Regions from separate parts of the Mus musculus genome. Here region 2 is linked to region 1. Evidence: chromatin contacts called from ENCODE Hi-C or POLR2A ChIA-PET data. All regions are on one chromosome and are shown on one strand. The core of a region is the stretch at or near the end of the contact, and the rest is flanking DNA. Distances in the headings are between cores, read along the strand shown. Region 1 overlaps Erc2 (ELKS/RAB6-interacting/CAST family member 2). Region 2 overlaps Cacna1d (calcium channel, voltage-dependent, L type, alpha 1D subunit).

Region 1 (6,102 bases), core at 2,991-5,490:
AGAAAGCTACAGCAAGAGCAGGAGATAGTCGTGGTGGGTTGAATGAGAACCTCCTCCCCATAGGCTTATCTATTTGAATTCTTAGTCTACAGTTGGTGAAACTGCTTGGGAAGGATTAGGAGGTGTGGCCTTGTTAGGGGAGGTTTGTCACTGGGGCTGGGGAGGGGGTATGTTTAGGTTTTAAAATCTCTAACTGAAAAGCCATTTCTAGTTAGCTCTCCATGTGCTTCCAACCTGTGGATCAGGATATAACTTCTCAGTTACATCTCTAGCAGTGTGCCTGACTGCCTGCTAACATGTTCCCTACCGTGGTGATCATGGACTCTAATCCTCTAGAGCCATGAGCCTCCAAATTAAATGCTTGCTTCTATAAACTGCTTTGCTCATGAGGTTTTGTCACAGCAATAGAAAAGTGCTCACATGATTTTTGTAGGAATGTGAGGGGCACATGTGGCTATAACCAAGTTACTCCGTTTAGCCAGAAAGCTAGTGAGGTGAACGGCAGCAATACCCATTAGCAATTGTTCCTATAGTCTAACCTTTTCTCTTTTGAGGTACAGCCTTACTCTAGCCCAAGTTGGCCTGGAACCTGGCAAGTCTCCTTCTTTAGCTTCCTAAGTGTTGAGGTGTGTGTCAGCACATCTGGCTACAGTGTGACTTTTATGTAACTCTGTGTGAGGCCCCTTGCAGAGCACTCTTGGTAAAACAGCTAATTTGATATTAGAGTAGACCTGGTTGGTTGCCTACCCAATCTTCATGTCTACCTGCTCTTTAAACTAAAGTAACTATATTTTGACATGAGGATATACCCATCTAGTCCTCCCAGAATCCATGGCATCATAGAGAAGTCATGAGACAGAGGTCTGGTAATGATGGAGGTAAAAATTATTGGGTGGGGATTTTCCAGAAATCTTAAAAAAAGAGGGCACGCCCGGCTGGTGCACTCCAATAGCTCTTGGCACTTCATTCTTGCTGCTGGGAACGTGGGTATAATACCTGGATAGGCAGTAATAACTATAGCAGTGAAAGTGTCTTCAACATAGCAAAGCTGAGGTGTGTTAGTCCTGTGTTTACGTTTTAGCTCAGCAAAACAAAACAAAGCAAAACAACGAAATATAACAACAGACCTGGAGCCTGGAAAGATCTCAGTCTTGATGGCCCTTCTCCTTGGTACTACCAGTTTACCCTGTCTTTCTCTACTATGCTTTGATCTGAGATAGGGTCTGGCCTTGAATCCATGATAACCTGTCTCTGTCTCCCAAGTGCTGAGTGCCACCACACCGCCTCCTGTAGAACCCTGGTGAATGAAACAAAGAACTGCATTACCTACAAGGGGTTACTGCAGCCAAACATAATCCTCTTTGATGTGTATTTTCTTAAGGGCTCCTCAGAGCAGATACTCTCCTACTTATTTGCAGGTGGCCGCATTAAGCTCCGAGACATTAAAGAACTTCCCCAAGATCACAGAACTAGTAAGTAGAGGGATTGGAATTCCAAACAGCATCACTTTGACTTTTAGGCTTACCTTCAGCTGGACAGGATCAAGAACCACAGTAGCAATCATATTGGAAAAGTGCGTTCAAATAAGCTCAAGTAAGCAGCTTAGTCCCAGATTGAAGACGTGGAGTTAGAAACTGGGGATTGGGCGTCAAGGTTTTGGTACGTGATGTCCAGTGTTTGTGGGAATGGAGGCAGAGGGGAAGCTGGGGATCCAGCCGACCCCAGGAGAGAGAGATAAGGATGTGATTGGGTGACTGTAAGTCATGGTTTTCTGTTAGACTGTAATCTTCTGAGAACAAAGCAAACGCTTCCTGAAGGTTAGCATTAGCCTCTATCGATGGTCTCGCATTAGCCAGGAAGCAAGGGATGAGTAATGGAGAGAATTACTGATGAGCTGTGCATCATGATTCAGAGCTGGAGGGTGGGGGATCCCGCACATCATCAGAACCGTGTATGGAGCCCTCGATGACCTCGTCTGATGGGATTGTGCTCCTCTTCTGCCTTCCTCACGTTAAAGAGCCAAGTGAGAGCGAGCTACAGCAGAGCTTCAGAGCCTGACTGTGGACTCCCCTTTGGCTGTCACCTCTTAGACATTCTAGAGCTTTAGTGGGAGGGGGCTACTTGGACTTTCCATGTCTTGGTCTCTGCCTCTCCTCCCCCTTTTAAATCTGTACAAGAATTTGTTTTCTGTTTAGAGGTTCCAATGTTTTTCAGTTCCACACGTGTTTTTCCTCTTAAGAAAAATTTAGCTAGACCCCACTGAGGAATTCATGGAAAAAAAAAGGAAAAAATTTCCCTAAAAACTCAAGAGTTCAGGTTTATGTGGCCTGAGGTGTCTTTATGGTGAAGTCACTTCTCTAAAATGATAGCTGCAGACTCTCCCAGTCACAGGGTGGTGTGAATCTTGTAGCTGTCCAATTGCCTTATTTACATACGCTTTAATAGACACATGTTATATTAGACAGCTTTTTATGCCTTGACATCTGTAGTGTAGACTGTTCATGTTCCCATGGCTGCTTCCTCTCTCCTCCTAGGCATGCATTATGAGTGACTTGTATCACTTCTATGGTCGGCCATCACATGTGCAATGTGAGACCATCCGGAGCCACCTTCCATGGTGTGGTGATCACAGAATCCCAGGGCCTAGGGGAAGGTTTCCACACAGTAGATCTTCATTAACTATTTATTAGGTGAACTCAAGGAACAGTAGAGCTCAAACAGCCAGATTTAGACCCTGACTTTCAAGGCTACTTAATTATTACTGGACACAGTAGGAGCAGTGACTGCTCCTTACAAATGCAAAGTAAGATAACTAAGGGCCACTGCATTAATGCCAAAACAGCATGAGGGGCTGGGTTGTCATGGAAGCAGGGTTGAGGCTTGGGTGATCTCTACTCACTCTGTCTCAGTGGGGGAAGCCCAAGGCTTCTACCTCAATGGCTAACTGAGGTATAATTGGGCACCCGTCCCCCGGGCTGGCTCAGTTTACCCACCAGTTATATTCCCTCAGCACTTCACTGCTTGATTCCCAGGACTGTGACCTTAGTATCTTGGGCATCTTTTCTTCTCTTGCCTCTGAGATCTGTTGCTTCCAAGGTCTATCCTCTGCTCTTGAACATGCACTGCCTTTGCCAGGGAGAGTTCATCTTGGTCAGAGCCCAGGAAATCTGTACTTGCTGGCTGGCACCTCATGGGCACTCACTAAAATTAAAACAGGGGAGAGAGAGGGGAAGGAGAGAGAGAGAGAGAGAGAGGAAGGGAGCCAGCCCTTTCAGGAAAGAACTGATTATTTTTCCTGGAAGTCAATGGTGAAGATTACAGCCCCACTGCATGAATACAGGATAAAAAGCTGTCTCTTGGATACATTTGGAGATGGGCAAACAGTGACAATATTCATAGATGCCTGTCAACAGCAGCTTTGTTTGTTAACTCCTTCCTTCCCATATCTTCTGTGTATGTGTGTGTGCGTGCATATGTTTGCACATGCTTTTGCATGTATGTAGGCACGCATCTGTGTGGGTACATACATGTGTGTGTGCTTGTAGGTGAAAGCCAAGGTTGATGTTGAAAATCATTCTCCATTTTTCTTCTACCTTATTCACGGAAGCAGGTTTTCTGAGTTAACCCTAGAGCTCCCTGATAAGGCTAGTCTTGCTAGGCCCCTTCCTCTGAGGATCCCTGGCTCTGACTTCTCTGACCAGCATCACAGGCAGGCATCTGTGACTCCCTGGCATTTATGTGGATTTCTGGGGATAATGAATGTCTGTCTTTACTCTTACGTGAGAAGCACTTTAACTGGTGAGCCATTTCTCCAGGTCTCATTGAACTTGTGTGTGTGTGTGTGATATGTGTGGTTGCGTGTGCATATGTAGGTGTGGGTGTGTGTTTGTGTGTGCATGTGTGTGTATGTGCATGTGTGTGCGAACACACGCAAGTGTCTAAAATTACCTCTTTTCTTGCCTTCTGCTCTCCGCCCCTACACGGTTTTGAGTATGAATGAACTGCAGGCACCAAAGTACATTCCCCTCAAATGCTTGAGGAACAAACTATTAATTCAAGATAACTTCGTAGTGGGTCAGAAGACAAGAGCTTGAATGGGCGTCGAGCAGTTTGACTGTTTTGTAAGAATACTCTCATATCCTTATGCAAACTAGGAGAGACATTTCTGCTAAAATGGCATGACTAATTATAGCAAGAGAGAGCAGGGTTTCATAAGAAACTAAACCTCGCTGTGCTTTGCTGCTCTAAGTTCTTCTGCAGTGAATTCTACTGTGACACAGGGGATGTCGTCAGGGTGGGAGTTCATCCTCTGTGCACCGGCAGTGACTGAAGGTTCTTTGCCACCCTGGAGCTGCTCTGAGGGTGGAAACCTATTCCCTGGAGGCACAGAGCTGGGGTCTCTGTAAGATGTGAGTCTGGGCGGGGCCTGCTAGCCCTGCTTGTTTTCTCAGTGGAATTGGCAGACATCACATTCCTATCATGATGGTGTTCATTGCCTGGTTGAAGCCAGGCTTGCCATGGTAACTTCCTGCCAACTGGTTCCAGCTAACTGTCATGACCTTGAAGAGCAAGGGGTAGTATATACCGGGAGCAGAGCTGTTGACTCTTTTTTTACCTGTGTCTCTCAGAAGATGGTTTCTGATCTTTTCTGGTGATGTGAGTCTTCCTCCCCCTCAGGCTGTAAAGCTCCCTGCTACCCATTCTTTCTTTCCTAATCTGGTACATCCTCCTGTTTGTTCCTGGGCCTCTCCCTAGGGGAGCAGAAGGTTGGGTAGTGAATGGGATGAAAGCTTTGCCTTCTTGTGGGCTCTCGGAGAACAAGTCCTGTGTGATGCTAGGTGGACACAAAGGCAACAGGATTTCAGGGGTTGCCCATCACACCTAGGAAGAGGGAACAGTTAGCAGGGGCTGACACACAAGGGGAATTCTTTGCCATTTTTGTTAAGGATGAAAAGGAACCGTTATCTTTATATATAGACTTCAAATACACTGATGACCCATCTTGAATTCCCAACATGAATAGTTGCTTGGAATAACTTCAAGCAGTTTCTTTTATCTATAGAAATGTAACACTGGCCTGAATTTCCTTTGTGTACTTACCATTGATTGTCCTATTTGGGACCTCTGTTTCTCATCACTTAAGCCAACTTATTTCATGTGTATCAAGTAAGATACACACACACACACACACATACATACTCATACAGATATTTGTTCATGCATGCAGGCTTTCAATTAAATAACTTTCAACCAAATAAATGACATTGTCTGCAATCTCAACCTTGGGAGCAAAACCAGCATGTGTGCTCTTATGATAGATTTTATTAATAAGGAAATATAAACCATTATATTATATAGCTGCCATATGTCTACATACTTACGTCATGACGGGTCTCTTCTGGACACGAGGAGGGCTGTACCAGAGCAGGTGATTTGGAGGTTTGAAGGCTAGAGTGTCTGGTGTTAATAGTGGTTCTCTTCTGGGGAGCAACTAGCCTGCCACAGACAACTTCAGAGAGTCATGAGGAAGGATGAAGGAAGGGCTTCTGAGTTAGGTGATACTAAAGGTGTCGCTGAGGACAAGTTGGTCACTAGAGTAGACAGAGAGTGGGTTTGAGTGGTACAAATACCAGATGAATAGTATAGGCCCAGCTTCAAAATGAGAAAATGGGAGGAGATTCAAAGCTTGGGGAGGTGAACATAGTTTGCTTTGGTTGAGGGTGTAGTGTGGGGAGAGAGGCCGGAGAGGGTGACTGGGCACAAGGGCCCTGTGAGCCATGAAGAAGCTAGAGCTGGCACTTGGCTTTCAAGGATCTCAGGTAGTTATTTATTTATTTATTTATTTATTTTACCTTTTTCTGTACTAGGAATTAAACCTGTGACCTTGTATTTATGGGAGTGACTTGGGGCTTGGTTTGGGCCAAGGAGCCTGAAACTGGGAGATGGCTGACAGGATGGTATGGAATGGTTAGATTTGGATTTAGACATCCTAGCAACAGCCACTGGGGCTTCATTGACTAAACATACTTTATGCAGCCTTGGTAATGTTCACAGACCATTTTCCAGGTGAGGATACTCCTGACCAAAAGCCTGCAGTGGAAC
Region 2 (6,739 bases), core at 1,590-4,089, 2.7 Mb after region 1:
GTGCTGGTAAAGGTGTAGAAAAGAGATCCTTATTTCCTGCTAGTGGGAGCATAAAACAGAAGTAAATCTGGACTTTACTCAAAAAACTAAAACTTCAACTCCCCATGACCCAGCTACACCCTTCCTACGTACATACTTGCAGGCGTCTAAGTCAGCACACCACAGAGACACACACATATCCATGTCTATTACTCTTCTGTTCACAACAGCAAAGATACAGAGCCAGCCCAGATGCCCATCAACAGATGAACGTATAAGGGAAATGTGATACACTATGGAATTGTTTTAGACATAAAGAAAGATTAAATTATGACATTTGTAAGGAAATCAGCAGACCTGAAGATCAAATTAAGGAAAAGAACTCAAACTCAAAAGGTAAATATTGAGCATTCATATGCAGAACATAGATGTAAATTTATGGTGCGGGGGCATTAAAATAAAAAGTGGCAGGAGAGGGGAAGAAGACATCACAGGGAAGACAGAAAGGGAAATGGGGTGATGAAATCTATGTGTCAGGAGAGCAGAAGGCAGGATGGACTGTACACACAGAGGAAGAGTGCCAGCAAGGTATGGGAGGGAGTGAGGTGGCCAATAGGAAAGGAGATGAGTAAGAACAGAGTCTAATGATACTTGTATACAAACATGCTCAAATGGAAGGCATTGCTTTAATTCAAACTTAAAGACTACAATGTTTCAAACATAAGTGTACCATTCTGGCTAGTGCCCCTGCTGTGGGACTAGAGAGACACATAGTGGGAAAAGCTTTAGTCCATAGCCAGTGTGAGTTCACAACTTAACTGTCTCTCGAGTTAATTACCTTCAGAAGTATCAACTTCACTATCAACTCAAAGATTGCCTGCACCCAAGTTCAATTGCAAGCCAAGAGCCTCCGTGCCTTCTCTCTGAGTTTTTACCACCCCTGAAAAGGGCAGAATACAAACTGTCTCTCAGTACATTGTTAGCTTGGCTCAGGTAATTCAGGTTATGTTTTGGAAACAAATGGGTAAAGACAAATTCCCAGTTGGTTTAAAGGTTTGTGCATTTAGAGCTCCACAAGAGAAAGCGTGAATCTGTCCTCACAGGGCTCACTGTGAGGCTCCCTGTTGGGCTCACACGGGAGAGCCACAGTGTTTGCCCAGCCCTCCGCTTCTCAGCATGGGATCTATGTGAAGCAGGGCTAGGGGAACCCAGAACGACAAACCCCACACACTAAGTGCTCAAAGCACCCCTGAGCATCTGTGACCATTCCAGTCTTCATGCTCATCTTAAACCACCTTTAGGAAAGGGGTCGATGGCCGAGACTATTTAAGGAGGATGAACTCTATGCACCATAAAGGTAGACTGTGTCTGATCACTGAGGCCCAATGGGAGTGCTGCTTTCTACAAAAACTAAAGAGAGGCACAAACTATAGCCTCATTCCTTTCTTAAATGACTGTTTATATTTTCCTTTTCTCATCAAAAATTTTTAAAAATAAATAATAAGGGGCTGGAGGGAGACCTCAGCTAAGTGGTTAAGAGCACTGTTCTTACAGAGGACCCAGATTCATTTCCCAGAACCCACAATTGGTTCACAATCACATCTAACTCCAATCCTAGGAGACCCAGTACCCTCTTCCAACCTTCAAAGGCACCAAACATGCATGTGGTATACATTCATGCATACAGACGAACATCCATACACCAAAATATAAACAAAATTAAAAAAAAAAAACACATAATCAAGATGAGCATGTAAAGGAGATTTTTTTTAAGCTGTAGAATAAACAAAAGCAAACGAAAAATGTTTTCATAATAAGTGTTAAAAAAAAATACTTTACTATAGCCAAACATTACAAACCAGGAACACGAAGTACTTCATCAAGGCCTCCACTTTCCTAATTTTGTCACTGATGTCATGAAAAGAAAAATGCCAACAAAACTGTAGTGACTTCAGCCGGGTATTGGTGGCACACACCACAATGTCAGCACTAAGGTGGCCTCGCGGATGGAGTCTGCCTTTCTTGAGAGGAAGAAGCACATAAAAGCATAAAATGTGAAGAAAACCAAATTTTGAGCACGAGCCATTAAAGTGGGAGTGTGGGGCTAGCCTGAGCTACACAGCACGATCCTGTCTCAAAAACATAAATAAACAAGAGGAGGGGGAGGAGAAAAGAGGGAGGGAAGGGGGGAAGGGAGAGAAGGGCAAGGGAGGAGAGGAGAGGGGAGAGGAAGGGAAGGAAGGAGGGGAGGAGGGCAGCATTAGTTTAAGGAGCTAACTCTAAAATAAGCAAAGCATAATCTAGGGATATACTGTGAAAAACTGAAGCTCAGAAGGAAGTCGAATGTTTATTTCCCTTTATAGCTCCCGGCTCTCAGTCAACAGCCGCCACAGATGGTCCCAGCCCCAGACTGTTCTGTGCTGCTCACAACACTTGAAGACGAGGCACGCTACCTTTTCCAAAACTTCCTGTCCGCACCTGGTGCTCTGCTCGTCCCACCACAACATACACCAAGGTCTGGTTCCCATGTGGTGGTGTTGAGAGGGATAGCTTAGCAAAAGACATGAAGGAGGAGGCAGGGCTCTGAGAAGAAGGAAGCATATGTAAGGTTTACGAAAACAACGCTTCAGCACCAGTCACCAGGTCTGACTGGGACACAACCATCCTGCCAGTTATCGATGCATATGGCTGCTTCTCACCCCCAACAGCCTCACACGCAGGCTAACTCGGTCGCTCTTTGGCCCTTTCCAGAGTGCCATCCTCCGAGTTAAATCGGAGGGAAGCTTATCTCAACTCAAGCAGCATTTGACCATGTCGTGGTGCACGTTAGAAATGCATCCTAGAAATCCACAGAAACAAGCTTAGTGAGCCATCCCCACCCACACAGGGTTTATGTTACAGACAACAGTGTTAACTCTAATGTGAGGGCTGCAGCTGCAGGCAAGAGCGGATAAGAACCCCCACCCTTGGCCCAGTCCATGCCAATGAAACGCTGGGCAGAAAACAGAGGGCATCTAAGGACTGTGAAATGTAAATGGGAACACGGAGACTGGGGAATGGAAACAAACTCAGAATACCTTCAGAATAGTGCCCAATTCTCCTCTTTCACCCTGGTCTCCGGGTATCACCCAGTGCAGATTCAAAGGCAGCCTGGCACTCGAAAACATGCAGTGTGTATAGACAAAATTAAAGAGAGAGAGAGAGAGACAGAGAGAGAGACAGAGAGAGAGACAGAGAGAGAGAGAGAGAGAGAGAGAGAGAGAGAGAGAGAGAGAGAGAAAGAAAAGAAAAGCTCCTTGCTTCCTAGACCAAGGAGCAAAACAAAACCAAAAACCTCCACAGTCAGGGGTCTCACAAGAGCCTTGATTTTTTTGATCATTCCCACCCAGACCCAGTCAGGACCTGCAGGGCCAAAGAGCAGGGCCAATCAGCTGGGTGGACACCAAACTCCAAGAGAATGCATCTCCCAAGGAGAGCTACCATCTCCAAGGCACAGGGTGAAATCCCATTGCTTTTTTTTTTTTTTTTTTCCTAGCTATTTACTGCCTGATCCTGGACACAGACAAAGAAAATAATCCATCCCAGTAGAGAATTACATGCTCTGACTTTCTATCTAAAGGTTGGTGGGAAAGGGCTTGAGGAAATAGGAAATTATCAGAGCGCCTGCAGAGAGGAACTCAGGAGGGTTATACAACCAAGTACCATCGTTCCCACTCAACTGTCTGCTCGGGATCTGACCCTAAACAGCAGCGCCAGTGGCCTTGAGATTTCCCACTCTGGGACAGCTCACTTCCCAGCTTTCAGCCTGGAGAACAGACACAAAAGGCATCATAAGACTGAGCAGAGACGGCCCACAGAAGAAAAGTCAAAGAGCTCAATTACCTGTCGGCATAAGACATGGACAAACCATAGATAGCATCGGAAGACAGCGGTGGCGTCCCTTATTGCTAGGCTTGGGACCAGAAGTGGTCGCTCAGGATGTTTCAGAGGGTAAATACCTCCATGTACTTAACTCGGTACTTTTGGAATGAGATCCAAGTTAAGGCACAACATTTGTTTTCATTTCCTTTGGACCTTGCATTTAAAGGGATCGTATGTATGATCATATGTATGTTCTGTGCATCTCTACAGATGTGAGATTTTCTACCATGATATCTTATTATGTCCGTTTTCAGATTTTTGCATTTTGGAGCATTTTTGGATTTCAGATTCTCAGATTAGATATGTTCAACCTATGTTTAAGAATGCCCATAATAGAACCCAAATTTACTGAGGCAAGACAGCTTGCAATGGAAGGGCAATCAACCCTCATGACATGGGTATCAGAATAATCAAAGAACTTAGAGGAACTACTGGGAGCATCTCTAGGAAGGCAGAATAGTCTTGTACAGATAGAAGGATAGTAAGTTTATCCTCCCCTCACACACAAAGAAATCCTAGAGCTGATCAAAAAAAAAAAAAAAACATAAAGACAAAACTTTTCAAATGTCACCAGATGGATGCCATGTCACGATGGAGGTGACAGAAGAAACAGTGAGTGAGCCTGACGTAGAGGAGTAGCTTATCCAAAGAAACCTGAGAAAAGCAGTGTAAGAGCAGAGAGAGCCTCCGAGACCTGTGGGGAATGCTAGCATGTCTAACATTCACAGCTCCAGCATCTCAGAAGAAGGGAAAATACTTAAAAAAATAAAAGACTGTAAGTTCTCATATTTGGCGAGAAAGATAAATTTACAGTTCCAAGAAATGCAGAGTCCACCACCAGACAGATCATAATCGAGCTGCTAAAAACTAGAGACAATTGAAAAGTCTAGAAGAAAGCAATATATATCAGGAATAATGGTTTCTGATAATTATGGATTTCCCAGAAGGAGCCATGGGATCACACGGCAGAATGCAGTGCTAAAGAAGGTAACTGACAATCCAGAAGTCTGTGTCAGCGACAAACAGCCTTCTAAACTGAGGCAGAAATGGAACAAAACTGTAGAAATCATTCTACCAACAAACATATGCTAGATAGAATGGACAAGTTCTTAGGAGAAAATACTGGCAAAAAGAAGATCCAGGACATAGAAAGTCAGAATAGGCCTGCAATAAATAGCAATACTGATTATTAATTTTAAAACTTCCTACAGGGAAAAGTCTAAGCCCAAACTGCTTACCTGGAAAAGTCTTCCAACTGTTTAAAGAATTCATATCAATCCCTCATAAGTACAAGACAGAAGTAGAGGGAATACATAAAAACACCAAAGATATCTAAAAAAAAAAAAAGACTAACATCATTTATGAATATAGGCATTAGAAATATCATCAAACTACTGGAGAGATGGCTCAGCACGTAAGAGCACTTGCTAACCTTCTCAAAGACTCAGGTCGGTTCCCAGCACCCACACAACAGCTCACAACCATCCACAACTCCAGTTCCACGCTCTCTGACCTCCATAGGCACTAGGCACATACACGGTGCACATGCAGGCGAAACACTCATACACATTAAATGAATGATTTAAAAAAAAATCTTAAATGATCATCCACTAAGTACTAGGACACTGAATCCTTTATATAAACATACACAAGTTTTGTCCATGATCAAGTAAGACATATCTCCAAAAGGTGAGATTATAGTCAAAGAGGAAACCATGCAGTATACCCTGCAGACGATATAAAGCACAGAGAGCATGTGACCTCTCCATAGCGGTAGAAAAGTCATTTGATTAAATCCAGGACTTCTCACAGCAAAACCATTCAGTAACCTTAGCAACAAGAGGAACTGGGGGAACCTCAGTCTAAAGAAGGCCACACAATGCTTCCAGCTACATCAAATATAATGGGGAAAGACTGACTGTGTCTCCAGTGACCCAGAACAATAAGCCTGCTTTAAATGAAGTAATAATAATACATGCAAATAACTCAAAGAAGCATACTATATTCATGAACTGGAAAAACGACACTTGAGGTACCAATTCCACCCAAACTGATCTATAGACTAAAAGCAGTCAAAGTCACATCAGGTATGTATTTATTTATCATTAATTTAGGTTTGGTTTAGAAAGCAACAACTTAAAATTTATGTGAAAAGAAAGAGGAATTCCCTCCTACAGGAGGTAAAACAACTTTGAATGAAATTGGAACTCATGGCATTCAATTGTAAGACGTGTAACAAAGCTACAGAAAGCAAGCAGTGTTTTCTGAGGGATGGCTAGACACAGATCAGGGGACAGAATGAGTCACAATGGCCAAATGATTTTTAACAAATACTCAAAGTCACCTGGGAAAGATAGCCATGAAACCATCAGAAACTTACAACAACAGGAAACCTACAAGAGCCTCATGCAGCCTAGAAAAAAAAAAAATCACTCAAAATCGGTCTGAAACCTTTATGATAAAACTATAAAGCTTCCAAGATGAACACACTACAGGAAATCTTTATAGCCTGTAATTGGTGAAATCATTGAATATGACACAAAAAGCATGTCCAATTTAAAAAAAAAAAACTGAAAATGTTCGCCCTGCAAGAACACTGAATAAAAAGATGAACTTCAGACAATGCTTGCCAATCACATATCTGTTGCAAACACTGGATGGAGGGCACACAGGGGCTTGCCCAGTCCTGCAGTAAGAAAGCAACGTGACCAGTGTTGGAAATGAGGAGACCTGCACTGAGGAGGGCAAGCCATTGGGACTCAGTCAGGGATGATGCTCCCCGGCATCCACTAAGTTACCACACACTAATTAGAAAAGGTTTAGATAAAAAATGTGGACA

The links. A loop is a pair of places that touch in the nucleus more often than their neighbours do. ChIA-PET counts read pairs that join two places held with the same protein, here RNA polymerase II (POLR2A).
Region 2: a loop to region 1 is called in a map of regulatory T cell, with 5 times the contacts of the local background. The contact joins two enhancer-like sites. A Hi-C loop is called at or near these places in 1 of 37 maps with a recorded cell type or tissue (regulatory T cell). POLR2A ChIA-PET finds 5 or more read pairs at or near these places in 1 of 5 experiments (embryonic stem cell).

What each region holds. Positions count from the first base shown.
Region 1 is chr14:27,626,994-27,633,095 of GRCm38, forward strand. All of the region lies in intron 1 of Erc2 (ELKS/RAB6-interacting/CAST family member 2), which reads left to right. Among named protein-coding and RNA genes, the nearest start is that of Erc2, 7.6 kb to the left of the region's middle. Within about 2 kb of position 4,241, at least 1 of the 3 ENCODE cell types and tissues checked has a DNase peak (open chromatin) inside an H3K27ac peak, as active enhancers do.
Region 2 is chr14:30,281,761-30,288,499 of GRCm38, forward strand. All of the region lies in intron 3 of Cacna1d (calcium channel, voltage-dependent, L type, alpha 1D subunit), which reads right to left. Among named protein-coding and RNA genes, the nearest start is that of Gm52107, 61 kb to the left of the region's middle. Within about 2 kb of position 2,840, at least 1 of the 3 ENCODE cell types and tissues checked has a DNase peak (open chromatin) inside an H3K27ac peak, as active enhancers do.